Linked DNA regions of Homo sapiens: regions 2 and 3 are each linked to region 1. A link is a contact called in ENCODE Hi-C or POLR2A ChIA-PET data. All regions are on one chromosome and are shown on one strand. The core of a region is the stretch at or near the end of the contact, and the rest is flanking DNA. Distances in the headings are between cores, read along the strand shown. Region 1 holds the start of ZSCAN16-AS1 (ZSCAN16 antisense RNA 1). Region 2 overlaps LOC285819 (a long non-coding RNA gene). Region 3 holds the start of H4C8 (H4 clustered histone 8).

What was found. A loop is a pair of places that touch in the nucleus more often than their neighbours do. ChIA-PET counts read pairs that join two places held with the same protein, here RNA polymerase II (POLR2A). Pooled maps may share reads with other maps.
Region 2: a pooled map shows a loop between it and region 1 (5-fold over the local background). The contact joins the enhancer-like site here to the promoter of ZSCAN16-AS1 in region 1. A Hi-C loop is called at or near these places in 4 of 50 pooled maps. POLR2A ChIA-PET finds 5 or more read pairs at or near these places in 2 of 52 experiments (HEK293 and common myeloid progenitor, CD34-positive).
Region 3: a pooled map shows a loop between it and region 1 (6-fold over the local background). The contact joins the promoter of H4C8 here to the promoter of ZSCAN16-AS1 in region 1. A Hi-C loop is called at or near these places in 6 of 50 pooled maps. POLR2A ChIA-PET finds 5 or more read pairs at or near these places in 2 of 52 experiments (T-cell and WTC11).

The regions. Positions count from the first base shown.
Region 1 is chr6:28,134,724-28,139,068 of GRCh38, reverse strand. ZSCAN16-AS1 (ZSCAN16 antisense RNA 1) reads left to right here and starts at 1,753. Exons shown (of 2, transcript NR_103456.1): 1 at 1,753-2,324. RefSeq lists an enhancer at 1,393-1,582.
Region 2 is chr6:26,472,678-26,477,037 of GRCh38, reverse strand. It overlaps LOC285819 (a long non-coding RNA gene), which reads left to right. Exons shown (of 4, transcript NR_038992.1): 3 at 1-886. It also overlaps a transcript of BTN2A1 not described here. Among named protein-coding and RNA genes, the nearest start is that of BTN2A1, 17 kb to the right of the region's middle. RefSeq lists enhancers at 1-97, 3,154-3,203. Within about 2 kb of position 2,802, at least 41 of the 41 ENCODE cell types and tissues checked have a DNase peak (open chromatin) inside an H3K27ac peak, as active enhancers do.
Region 3 is chr6:26,282,929-26,287,019 of GRCh38, reverse strand. H4C8 (H4 clustered histone 8) reads left to right here and starts at 1,486. Exons shown (of 1, transcript NM_003543.4): 1 at 1,486-1,894. The coding sequence starts at 1,521. The coding sequence ends at 1,832. It overlaps TRX-CAT1-2 (tRNA-iMet (anticodon CAT) 1-2), which reads right to left and starts at 494; the gene lies at 423-494. LOC124901287 (a long non-coding RNA gene) reads right to left here and starts at 1,340. Exons shown (of 2, transcript XR_007059520.1): 1 at 967-1,340. RefSeq lists a silencer at 706-755 and enhancers at 1,096-1,485, 1,636-1,795, 1,174-1,909, 1,002-2,201, 1,910-2,645.

The DNA of each region.
Region 1 (4,345 bases), core at 504-3,003:
TTTAATGGCTTCTCAAATTACTCCTAGTCTTATGGTAGATTTTTCTTTGAGGTTAGGTTTTCAAGGATGTTTGTATCTCCTTCTAGATCACAGTTGTTTCCTGACCAGGATAATAAAGATAATGGCTCATTCTGGGGCAAGGCTGAGCAAAGGTTGGGCTTCCTAAGCTTGGCATTCCTCTGCTAGGTTGCAAACCCACTGTTCCATCCTAGCAGGGGAATGCCAAGCTTAGGCCCCTCTGTGGGCTTTGGGAACATAAGCTTTGGGAACAAGGGAATATAAAGCTTATGATGCCTGTGTTATTAAGTAATAAAGTCTTCTGTCTCTGACGCAGGAGTCCAGTGTCTTCTGTTAGTATCCATAAAACTGTGGCAAGTTAAATTGTTAGCTTGCAAGTAGGGTAAAAGTTTCACAATTTTCAATATGGGGTAATCACTGTTAAGTTTGGAGTGCATCCTTTTCTTGTACAAATACCCCACAAATTATATCTATATAAACAAATTTTTTCAACAAAAATGGAATATATATTGTTCTGACACTCCTTTTGTCATTTGAACGGTTGAAAGGTATTCCTCAATAGCATATGTCATATGTAATTCTTCCGCCATTGATTTACATTGATAAACAAGTGTTTTCCTTTTTTTCTACCACTAGCGTCCTGTCTGCCTTTTATTGCCTTCCAGAATGACCTTCTCCCTATCCCATACCCCTGGTCATAATTCCCCTGTACCCCCAAGTCAAAGGACTTATCTCATTGCTCACTACTCAATCTAAACACTCGTCTATTATTCTAATAACCCCCTCTCAAGACTTTATTATTCGATTTTGCACTGATCACATTCTGTCTTATATTACTTGCTATGTTGCATTTGCTGTCAATAGATTAAAGCTTCCATAGTTGAGGTGTCGGTTCTGAGATCTCCTTCCCAGTTGCAGTAAGTGGCAGCCCTTGAAATATGCAGATGTGCCATACATTTCTGACAGGAAGAGTGGTTTGCCTTTTTTTGTCAAGTAGCTAATCAATCTGATTCATCCTCTCCCTGCAATTCTAGTCTTATTCAATAATTCCTTCTGCTTAGGTAGGTCCTCATTCACCCATGTACTTATCAAGCACCCACCATGTGACAGATGCCAAGTGAGGTGAAAGTGCTGGGATGAGCACCTCTGTGGATCTCACAATGACCATCCATCTTTTGCATCCTTCTTGGTTTTTCCTTTACCCAAGTCCTGCACTTCACTCTTTACCCGTGCTTCAGAAAAGCGGAAGTTGGTTAATTAATTCCATTTGTCTAACACGGATGAGAGTGACAGCAGACAAGGGGAAAGGCAGGGAAATTCCCTTAGACTGTTCTTACATGCACTCTCACACTTAATAGTCAAAGCCACCCTATGAAATAGACACTACGTTATTAGCCTGAGTTACATAAACGAGTAAACAGAGGCTTGGAGAAGTTAAAAATAAATTGCCCTCAGTCCTAACTGGAGAGTGGTGGAGTCAGAATTTGAATCCAGGTTTAAAGAATTCTAGTGCCGGCACTCTGCACCTATTTCTCTTTGGACACTCATTTCCCCTAAGGATCAGAGAAGCTCAAAGTAGGCCACTTTTCGTCTCCGTAAGTCCGCAAGGTCCTGCGAGATCACAGTGAGCAGGGCACCAGCAAATACAGTCTGCGACCGCGAGACGTAAAGGGAAGAACGCTCCTCGGCACCCCTCCCCAGTCTATCCTAAAGTCAAGAACGTCCGAGCCCGCCTTTCTCCGGGGGCGGGCTGCAATAAAACAGCAAAATCCTCCATTCCCCATCAGCGGTCGATTGGGGGCTCTTTCGAAGCGGCAGCTCTGTAGGACCGCTCTTCTACCCCAAGATCCCTCGGCTTCGGCCCCCTAGGTGCCAGGGTCTGCGGGACCCCACGCTCAAAGCCGCCGGCCGGGGTCGACAACTGCAGAGAGGGTCGGGATAGGAAATTGCGGGTAGCGGCAGATGCGGGTCCCCAGGCATCCCGGAGGTTCCCACAGGTCTGCAGTGGGCCTACTTTGCGAAAAGGGCCCGGCTGCGCCGAGCCTCGTTCAAATCAGATGCCAGACAGTGTTTCTTGGGATCCATCCAAATAGGTCCCTTATTTCTCTTTGTGGGAGCCCTGGGCCTCCTTCCAGGCCGGAACCCAAGTGCTTAGGCAGCCGGGAAAGGCCGGTCCCCTTTTTCAGTTCTCTCGCGACCTCTAGCCACTTCCGGTTGCTAACGGTTCCCAAACAGCCCCCGAAAACGCTACGTGAGCTGGGCCCTGGGCCAGAGGCAGAAAACGGACGGAAGAAAAGGTCTGGCCGGTGAGTGTCAGAGTGAGGGCGAGATTGGGTGGTGTTCTCTGCCGGTGGATAGGCTCGACCGTCCGGTTTGGGATTGGGGTTAGGTATTAGGGAGCGGTTCAAAATTATGCTAATTGTTAAGATTACGAGTATTATTTAAAAAGATACACAACAGCAACAATACAATGAGCCCACGAAGATCAAATGCCAGTTAACTGATTTAAGCAGCTTTGATAGGAAGAAAATGCTGAATTTAATGCTAACAAAAAGATCTAAGTGCGCTGTTAGGGGCTAAGACTTTAACATTATGGGCCAGCCACTGTTCTAAACCCTTCACATTTGGTCACTCATTTAATTCCTACTTTATGAGGTAGATATCATTATAATACTGTTTTACAGATGGGGAACCTGAGGCACAGAGAGAAAAATGTATTAGCCAAGGTCATATAACTAGTAACTGGCAGAACAAAGATTCATACCCAGGCATTCTTCCTTTAAATTCTGTACTCTGGCCTTTCATTGATAACCTGGTTTTATCAGCTTAGGAAATTTGCTATCCAGATGGAAGTATAAGTTTCTACAGAGATATGTTATTGCAGCAGTGTTCTGAATCTCATCGGGTTTGTTGGCAATTTGCCTTTCAACAAAGGGTTTTTTTTTTTTTTTTTGATAAGGGTGGCTTCCACAGAGATTTAAGGAGAACAATAAAAATTTTCATTTTAATAAATAAGCCCCATTTCAACGTCCCTTCTCCTGTATCATTCCTCTGATTCTTCTCTGTCGTTATTTGTTTCTATTAGGTTAAATCATTTTACATTTCTGGTATTTAACCATTTTGACCCACAAAAACAGGGATTTCATTTGTTTAACCTAATACAGAAACATCTTTTCAAGCAGAATTTAGGAATCTACAACAATGAGCAAGATTATATTTTCATCTCCAAAATGTACGTTAAGTCTGTTTGTTTCTCTTTATATCCACTGTGAACCCATGGTCCATGCCACTACCTTCTTTCACTTGGGTTACTACAGTAGCCTCTGGACTGATTTCCTTACTTCTGCTCTTTTCTCATTCTTGCCTCTTTAAGGAGCCAGAATGATCTTTTCTAAACAAACATTGGATTATGTTCCTCCCTTCTAGTAGTTCCCCATCACGTTTAGAATACACATCCTGGCCCCTGTTCACCTCTCTAACCTAATCTTGTGTCACCTTCCCCTTAATCCAGTGCTTTCAACACGTGGCCTTTTTCAGTTCCTGTAACACACCAAATTCATCCCTATTCAGAGACTTTGCATTACCTCTCCCTTTCGTGTGGAATGGTTTTCTGCAGAACTGAAGGTCAGTTCTATCTAATAAATAGGAATATAATGGGATTCACCTATGTAATTTAAAACATTCTTATTAATAGCCATATTAAAAATGTAAAAAGACAGGTGAAATTATCTTTAGTTTAAACCATCATATCCAAAATATTACTATATCAACATCTAATCAATATAAAAATTATTAATGAAATATCCTATATTCCATTTTTTGAAAGCCAGTGTATTTATACTTATTGGACATCTCAATTCACATATTTTCATAAATAATCTATATTGAGATTACATAAAATTTAAAATAAAAAAATAGATTCACATATCCAAATTATTTCAAACATACTTAAAAGTTATCTAGTGAATTATGAGTTTTAAAGTTTAATTAAAATTAAAAATTTAGTTCCTCAGTTGCAGAGCCAAATGTACCTCGTGGCTACTACACTGGACAGCACAGATTTAGATCAAGGATAAAATGTCTATATTCATGATTGGGTCAAGGGGCAAAGAAGAAAATTGCACCAGAAGTGTGGCAAGGAGGGAAGGGGAAGGTCTGCAAAAATGCAGTGTAAGCTGTTTATGCAAGTCACATTTAAGTCACATTACTAGTCCTCACTAGTAAATGAGGTAAGGCTTTCTAAAGTAGACTACTTTTTAGCATCAAGGCTGCATAGATTTTAGGTATGTTGGGAATAATTTTCTGGGGTAGGAAAAGGGTCCAGTAG
Region 2 (4,360 bases), core at 1,553-4,052, 1.7 Mb after region 1:
GAAATTCTTCAATAGGCCTCTGGGGCTGAGATGTGAGGAGGAGGAGGAAGAAAATGAGAGTGGGAAGGACGCACTGGAGGACTGTTACTATCTGAATCCTATCGCCTACAAAACATCAACTGATCAATCAGGCACAAGAAAGTGTTCTGCTTCTTTCTGTCACCTTAGAAATAACCTGGACGTCAAACATCGGTGAAAAGAAGAGAAAAAAAGGAAAATGAAATAACCTGGAAGCTCCTGATGATTTGAGATCAGATCTTTACATACTAAGAGATGGTTGCTATATCTGGGGGCCTTGAGTGAAAGGCAGCAGTGGGAGCCCAGCACCCATTTCCAGACAACTCCACAGCCCAGAGCCCAAACTCAGCAGTTATGAGTTGAATTTATTTTGTCAAACAAAAAGAGTCAAACTCTGTAAAATATTGCAAGAGATTTATTCTCAGCCAGATATGAGTGCCCAGTGGCTTGTGACACAGCCCCGAGATCCTGTGAACATGTGCCGAAGTGGTTGGGCTCCAGCTTCTTTTTATACTTTATATTTATTGAGATGTTTTAACTCTGCAGGCCAGAGAGAGAGACCTATCTGAAACCAGCTTGGGCAGCTGGAGAAGAATGAGGGTGAGCAGACATCTGGGCAAGCCGGAGTTTGGGAAAACTGCCATCTTCGACCTTTCTGGAGCAGCAAGATACTGGTGTGAGTCTGTCAGGAGCTTCAGCCTAGCTGATGAATAGACAGGAGAGAGCGATGGGCTCTACAGACCCGCTCAGCAGTTCTTTCCAACTTGGAGTGCTCTGGTCATTTGCATCTGAATCCTGCTGTGTCTTCTCTCCAGTGGAGATTTTCAAACCAGGCTGCCATCAGCACCCACTCACCACCCTAAGTTTGGTAAATGATATATAAAGCTTCAAACTGGCCCTACAACTCAAAAGGAGACATAGGAGAAGGGAGGCGTTCATGGGTTGCATATAAATGAGCACAGTTTGAAATCACTACACTAAAAAAAAATCTTTCAACTATAATAATATGTTATTTACTTTCAGCAATGAGTCAGTCAGGAATTTAGCCCAGGAAATCAACAGAAAAATAGACTCCTCCCTCCCCTGAGATGCTGCCTGCACTGGATTCATGTAAATTTAAATATAAATTTAGATTGATGTTCTTTCACCATCCTCCCCCATTATCCTTCTCTCACTTCAATCATAAATGCTCTTCTGTTTGCATCATAAATTTTTCCCCTCAATCCAGTACATTTTTCTTTTTTCCTTGTATTTATTTTATTTTATTTTAATTTTTTAGAGATGAAGTCTCACTATGTTTCCCAGTCTGATCTTGAACTTTTGGGCTCAAGTGATCCTCCCAACTCAGCCTCTCAAAGTGCTGAAATTACAGGCGTGAGCCACTATGCCCTGCTGATCCTGTACATTTTTTGAGTTCATTGTACCAATAGTTCCTCCATTAGCTTGGTTAAACATTCACAAAACAAAACAAAATGCCCCCAAATGTGACAGCTGAGTCCTTGTAGGAAAAAATCCTTAAGTGAAGCTTAGTATCCTGGGGTTCATTGCATATTCATATATACATACTTGGGGACCCATGCACTAAAAAGACAGACTCCTTTTGTTTACAATAATTCAGCCTTTGCTGTTAAGGTGATTAAGGCAAGTAGGTGTGGGTGGAGAGATAGTGACAAAGGAAGTGAACTAGAGGAATAAAGATCAAAAGATGGGAGGAGGTCACTAGGTCACAGTTAAGCAAGGGCAAGCAGGCAGGAACCAGCCCTGTTGCACTGGTGTACTTGGTCACCTGGGCAGGGTGTTGACGGGCTGTTGTGGGGATGTTGGGGACATCTAGAAAATATGGAGTTGAAAATTTACAATATACATATGAATCTTTAAGGCACATCTCTTTTTAGAACCTTTTGGAATATGTTCCTAAACATAACCAGGAGATATTTTAGGAGTCTTTTCGTCTCCTGGCTGGGGGCAGTGGCTCATGCCTGTAATCACAGCACTTTGGGAGGCCAAGGTGGGTGGATCACTTGAGGTCAGGAGTTCAGTACCAGCCTGGCCGGCCAGCCTGGCCAACATGGTGAAACCCCGTCTCTATTAAAAATACAAAAAATTTGCCAGGTGTGGTGGCGTATGCCTGTATTCCCAGCTACTCCGGAGGCTGAGGCCAGAGAATTGCTTGGCTGGGAAGGTGGATGCTGCAGTGAGCCGAGATTGTGTCACTGCACTCCAGCCTGGGCAACAGTGAGACTCTGACAAAAAAAAAAAAAAGGAGTCTTTGCTCCTTTCTGACTGTAATTAGTTCCTAAGAACATGCAGTTGGAAGGTTTCTCTATTCAGGTTGTCCCTCTTCAGCCAAATCTCAGCCTCTTCAGGTCCTTACTCTTTGCATTCTACCCTCTCCATCCTCACCCCTTTCTCTGTGCCAGTTCCCCTCTCAGCTTTTCAGTCCCTTTTCTTCCAGGCCTTGTAGCCCTGGCTCTAAGCAATTTTCCCCACTTACTCCTTAATATTCCTATCTGAAAATCATAGCCCACAAAAAAAGGTAATCAATAGTTTTCTGTTGTTAATAAAAACTTTAGACAAATTAAATTTAGCAGGGTTTAATTTGAACAAAGAACAATTTGCAAACCATCAGAACGATCGGGCAGCCATCAGAGAGGTTCAGTGAGCTCCATTCCACAAGGGAAGTGACACACAGAAACAGCTTAATTGGTTACAGCTCAGAGTTGGCCTTATTTGAACATAGTCTGATCACTTGGCTGCAGGGTTGACTGCCGCCGACTGAAGTTCGGCTACTGGGATTGGCTGAGACTCAGCTATTTGTTACAAAAGTATACTCCCATGCCTTAAGCTTTCAGTTAGTTTACATACTAAGTTAGGTTGCAGTTCATTATTTAAGGGCTCAAGAGCCATCCCTCAGGCTAAATGTATACATATCTCATACCAAATTTAGTTTAATTTAACACAATTATTTCTGCTTTAGTTAAGATTCTCTGATCCAGAATAAAGGAAAAGAAAGCATGTGCTGTACACTCGGTCCGAGAAACACTAAGAGAATCCTCTTTGTAGGAATTCGTGTTTTGATTGGCTCAGAGGTACCATTTCTCATCAGTTGCTGGGCAGAAGCCACTGGGGACGGTTAGAATGAAAACTGAAACGATATTGAATTGTACACATTGACGAAAAGTTTCAGCCCTACCTCTCAAAGTGTTTGCAGCTCTCTGTGTTTACATATTTGAATCATTAATGTGTGTGTTACGTGTACAATCAGTGTTTCTTCACATTCAGCTGTCTTTTATATCATAACAGAAATATCAGGAGAACTGAGTGGAAAAATGAAAAGATTTTAAGAAGAGAAGATAGGTATTAATTAAAATGATACTGTGGCAGTTTGCAGACATCCCCTTGCATGTAATTGTTACATGGAGGATATTATCATCTTTTGTTTTGGATATTATCATCTTTTACCACAGAGCCAAATGAAAGTATGAACATAATGAAAACTAGATCTATTGCATCTATTTTAGTACCTCCAAAATTCAGGTCTCAGATCCATTACCGAATTATAGAATTTTCTGGTATCCAGAGTTAGTGCTGTCTATAACTGCATATTTTATATTTTTCACAAAATTATTTTGGGTGTGACTGAAGCTTTCTTCACCTCTTGCTCCTTATTTGTGCCATACTGTATTTTCATGTGTATTTGTTTCTCACTCTGACAATGAAATATGTTCTAAGGTTAACCTTTGGGTAGACTGTGGGGGATGTCTTTGTAAGGGGTCCTTGCTACAAACCTTGGGACCTAGTGATAGCAGACAGGAGGCAGTCAGATGCCTAGGCAGGTAGCAATGGGTCCCCAGTGATACCCCACCTCCAAGCTGAAGACAGTTTAAAGCCTGAAAGCCAAACTACAAGGTAAATCCTCAGCCCAAATTGAGAACTTGTTGAGAACTTGTCTTCCTGTTTGGTGCACTTTCCTCTGATTGGTCCCCACCCTTCAACTACTTTCCATATACCCACACTTTCCTAATTGTTTTTTTACACTGTTGTGGCCATCTTTGAGTGGTGTCTTCACTTTAACCTTTTTTGCATACTCACAAACCATTCAGCACACACTTCCCATTCTGAGTCCATAAAACAGGCCTGGACCCAGCCACACAGGGGGAGCTTTCCTGCCTTCAGGTAGGGGTGCCAGCATCCCCTCTCTGCTGAGAGCTGTTCAGTCGCTTGATAAAATTCTTCTCAGCCCTCCTCACCCTTCAACGTCTAGTGTATCCTCATTCTTCTTGGGCATGGTACAAGAGCTCAGGAACTGCTGAACGTGGGTATAAGCTATAACACAGGTGAG
Region 3 (4,091 bases), core at 237-2,736, 1.9 Mb after region 1:
CTTAACTACTTGGCAAATAGTGCTTTCTGAATTATGTATCAAAAGATATAAAACTCCATTCCTGGGCTCCCACCCCACCCCACCCTTGGCACTCAGTTTATGTAAGCATTCTCCTTGCTTGGCAGGTTAACTTACAACTGTCATAACTGGCTGCAACAGTGGTATAGCCTCTAAACAAGAGAAATTTGCTTTGTTTACAGATGACATATTGATTAATGACACTTGGGTGTCCATGAAAATCAAAATTGTACATGCAGAGATTGTAGTTTCACATTATTTCCCGGAAATGCTTGTAATTCTGGAATTAAAGAAATACTCGGGTTCATTTTGTTTTCTTTCGTCATTGTTTAACCTAAAAAACTGTAACTTAAAAAAAAGGGATCCTCAGGAAAATAGACGGGGGGGGAGAAAAAAAAAGGACCTAGCAGAGGATGGTTTCGATCCATCGACCTCTGGGTTATGGGCCCAGCACGCTTCCGCTGCGCCACTCTGCTGTTCTGCCAGGCACACGGTCTCACAGTACTCTTAACTACTTACAGGAGATGCGTTCAGACTACCTCGTAATTTAAGAAAAAACCTACGAGCAGTTGCCTACTTCTTTGGCTACCACAGGTTGCCAACTCACTTTGGAAAAAGGAATCACCAGAATCAAACAGAAAACAAAACTAGGGATAGAAAAATAAATATCAATACACTGGTGGGCTAGGCGCGGTAGCTCACGCCTGTAGTCACTGCACTTTGGAAGACCCAGGCAGGCAACATAGCGAGACCCTGTCTCAATAAAATTAAAAAAAGGAAAAAAAAAAACCCCCACCCCGAAACCTACACACTGGGTGCAGTTGTGAGGGGCAGTTAGATATTTAAATGGCAATTACAAATTTTAATAAGCAGGGAAAGAAGAGAACAAACTGGGAATAGAATCAGGCCTCCGCGCGGAGGGCAATAATTCTACCACGAATCACTAACCTATCATGCCTTCGCCATCGGGAAGAAAACCCTTTTGGTTATGTTTCCCTTGGCTTGGTGATGGAGAGGGTGAAATCTTGCAGTTTTCAAACACTTCCGAAGGGGGGTTTCGGTCCGCATGTGCTTTACAGCCGGCAGCAGAAAGCCAGTCACTGTGACCTTGGGGACAAAGCTGCACTCCTCAGGCTTCCGGTCTTGTGGACCGAGGCTCCTCTCCAATCGTCCTAAAGCAACTGAAGGAACAATTGATAACAATTTAAACATGTTAATTTATTTAATCTGATTTGGTTGTTAAAACAGCCTTAAAACTCTCATTCCTATTTCCCAGCAATTGCAAGAGACGCCTCCGCGGAGCCGGCGCTCAGATGCCAAAGGCTGGAGTCGTTGGTGACGTCATCCAGGGCTGGGCTATGCGGGGTGGGGCCAAGAAGCAGGACCAAAGTTCCGGTATGCGCGCTTTCAGTCTTCAATTAGGTCCGAATTCCCGGCATATAAGGGCGTTGCTTTGCCTTGGCGTTTAGGTTTCTTAAGTTGGTTTTAGAAGTTGCTTAGTCATGTCTGGCCGTGGTAAAGGTGGAAAAGGTTTGGGTAAGGGAGGAGCTAAGCGTCATCGCAAGGTTTTGCGCGATAACATCCAGGGCATCACTAAGCCAGCTATCCGGCGCCTTGCTCGTCGCGGCGGTGTCAAGCGAATTTCTGGCCTTATCTATGAGGAGACTCGTGGTGTTCTGAAGGTGTTCCTGGAGAACGTGATTCGTGACGCTGTCACTTACACAGAGCACGCCAAACGCAAGACCGTGACAGCAATGGATGTGGTCTACGCGCTGAAGCGACAGGGACGCACTCTTTACGGCTTCGGTGGCTAAGGCTCCTGCTTGCTGCACTCTTATTTTCATTTTCAACCAAAGGCCCTTTTCAGGGCCGCCCACTTTTTTCATAAAAGAGCAGACATCTTGTTATCCTGCTTTGTTCCAGATTTTTGCTGAGAAGTAGTTACTGTGCACATGTGTAGATTTGCAGGTAACGTTTAATTACTCGTGCTTAATCTCGCATGTTTAGGATTTGGGCATAAAGTACTTAAAGCCACTGTTTTCTGCTTGAGGGAAGTTGGTATGTTGAATATGTTTAGCTTTCTTGTGGCATTTTAACACTAGATATCAGTGAGTAAGCTGGATTGTGACAGTTTATAATTCCCGTGGGCCTTCCTCCTTCAGTTTAAGCTTGAAGCGTTCGTAAGGTTCTCAAAGACTACAGAAGTTGGAAACTTCGCGGAGAGACTGCAAGTTACCCTTTCCAAAATGGCGGGAAGGGCTAAAAACAAAGAAAGCTCGCACCCAGACGGCGGGCCTTAAACCAAGGCGAATCCGTGAGCGCAACACATCTGCGTGAGTAGGATCGCAGACCCAAGTCCAGGCGGCGTGCGCGCTGCTGCTTTTGACTTGGTGACAAAACTCGTCTACAAAAGGCAGTGTGGGGTAACAATATAAATGTTCACTTGAGAGCTTGCAAGTATTGTTTCCAATAGACTTAAAATGTGTTTTTGAATATTACGAAAATATTAAAAGGTAGGGTACCGCTTAGTGAGCAATATAGAAACATCACCATAACTTATTTTGTTGTTGTTGAGACGGAGTTTTGCTCTTTCATCCAGGCTGGAGTGCAGTGGCGCGATTTCGGCTCACCGCAACCTCCGCCTTACAGTTTCAAGCGATTCTCCTGCCTCAGCCTCCTGAATAGCTGGTATTACAGCCGCCCGCCTAATTTTTGTGTTTTTAGTAGAGATGGGGTTTCACCATGTTGGCCAGGCTGGTCTCGAACTCCTGATCTCGTGATCCACCCGCCTCGACCTCCCAAAAGTGTTGGGATTACAGGCATGAGGCACTGCGCCCGGCCACGAAAACTTAAATTCTTAACCAGCAATGATCGCCTTTTGAAAAAGTACACATTCAGGCATCAGGACAATGATTTGCTAGAGACCAAACTTGTAGGAGATTTGGATTGGCTTTTTTTTTCCTTTTTTGAGGCGGAGTCTCACCTTCGCCATGCTGGAGTGAAGTGGCGTGATCTCGGCTCACTGGAACTTCTGCCTCCCGAGTTCAAGCGATTCTACTGCCTTAGCCTCCCAAGTGACTACAGGCTCGCGCCACCACGCCCAGCTAATTTTGGTATTTTTAAGTATAGGTGGGGTTTCACCATGTTGGCCAGAATGGTCTCCATCTCTTGAGCTCGTGATCCGCCCGCCTCGGCTTCCCAAAGTGTTGGGATTACAGGCGTGAGCCACCGCGCCCGGCCTGGATTGGCTTTTCTTACGGCATCATTTTACTTGGCTTCTATACTCTGTCCTGAGCAGAAGTGACTTTTATATACTTAGTTGAAATCAGGTTAATATGCTTGTCAGTTTATACAGAGACATATGTCTGGTTTATCTACGTTGAAGATAATAGGACAATTGCTGCTTTAGGATGATAGTTCCATTGTAAAATCAGATTTTTCCTCTTTGTGGTCAGCAAGCAAATTGTAGGGTTATAACTTTGAAATCGAGAAAATCAATGGAGTTAGGGTTTCATCTTTTTTAAAGATATGCACTTGTACATTAATATGAAAAGAACGATGTTATCAGAGCTAAGGCACTGGTTTGTATGAGGATATAAATTTAACAACAAAAATTGAGCACATAACGTATGCCAGGTACTGTTCATGGCTCTGAGAAGTATAGGAGTGAATGACAGTGAACAAAACAGTATTTTCTGTATGCATGGCGTCTGTTGGGTGTGCTTTCACACGCAAAGTAAGTGAAACTATCAGATGGTGCTAAGTGCTATCACTGAAACAGGCTAAAGACGTGTGGAGGGAGGAGGTGATGTTTAATTAGTTATTTTTTTTGAGATAGGGTCTTGCTCTGTTGCCCAGGCTGCAGTGCAGTGGCGCGATCTCGGCACATTCCACCTCCGCCTCGCTTGGGTTCAAGCAATTCTAGTGTCTCAGCCTCCCGAGTAGCTGGGATTACAAGCATGCGCTACCACACGCAGCTAATTTTTGTATTTTTAGTACTTATGGGGTTAGGCTGGTCCTGAATTCCTGCCTCATGTGATCCGCCCACCTCGGCCTCCCAAAGTGCTGGGATT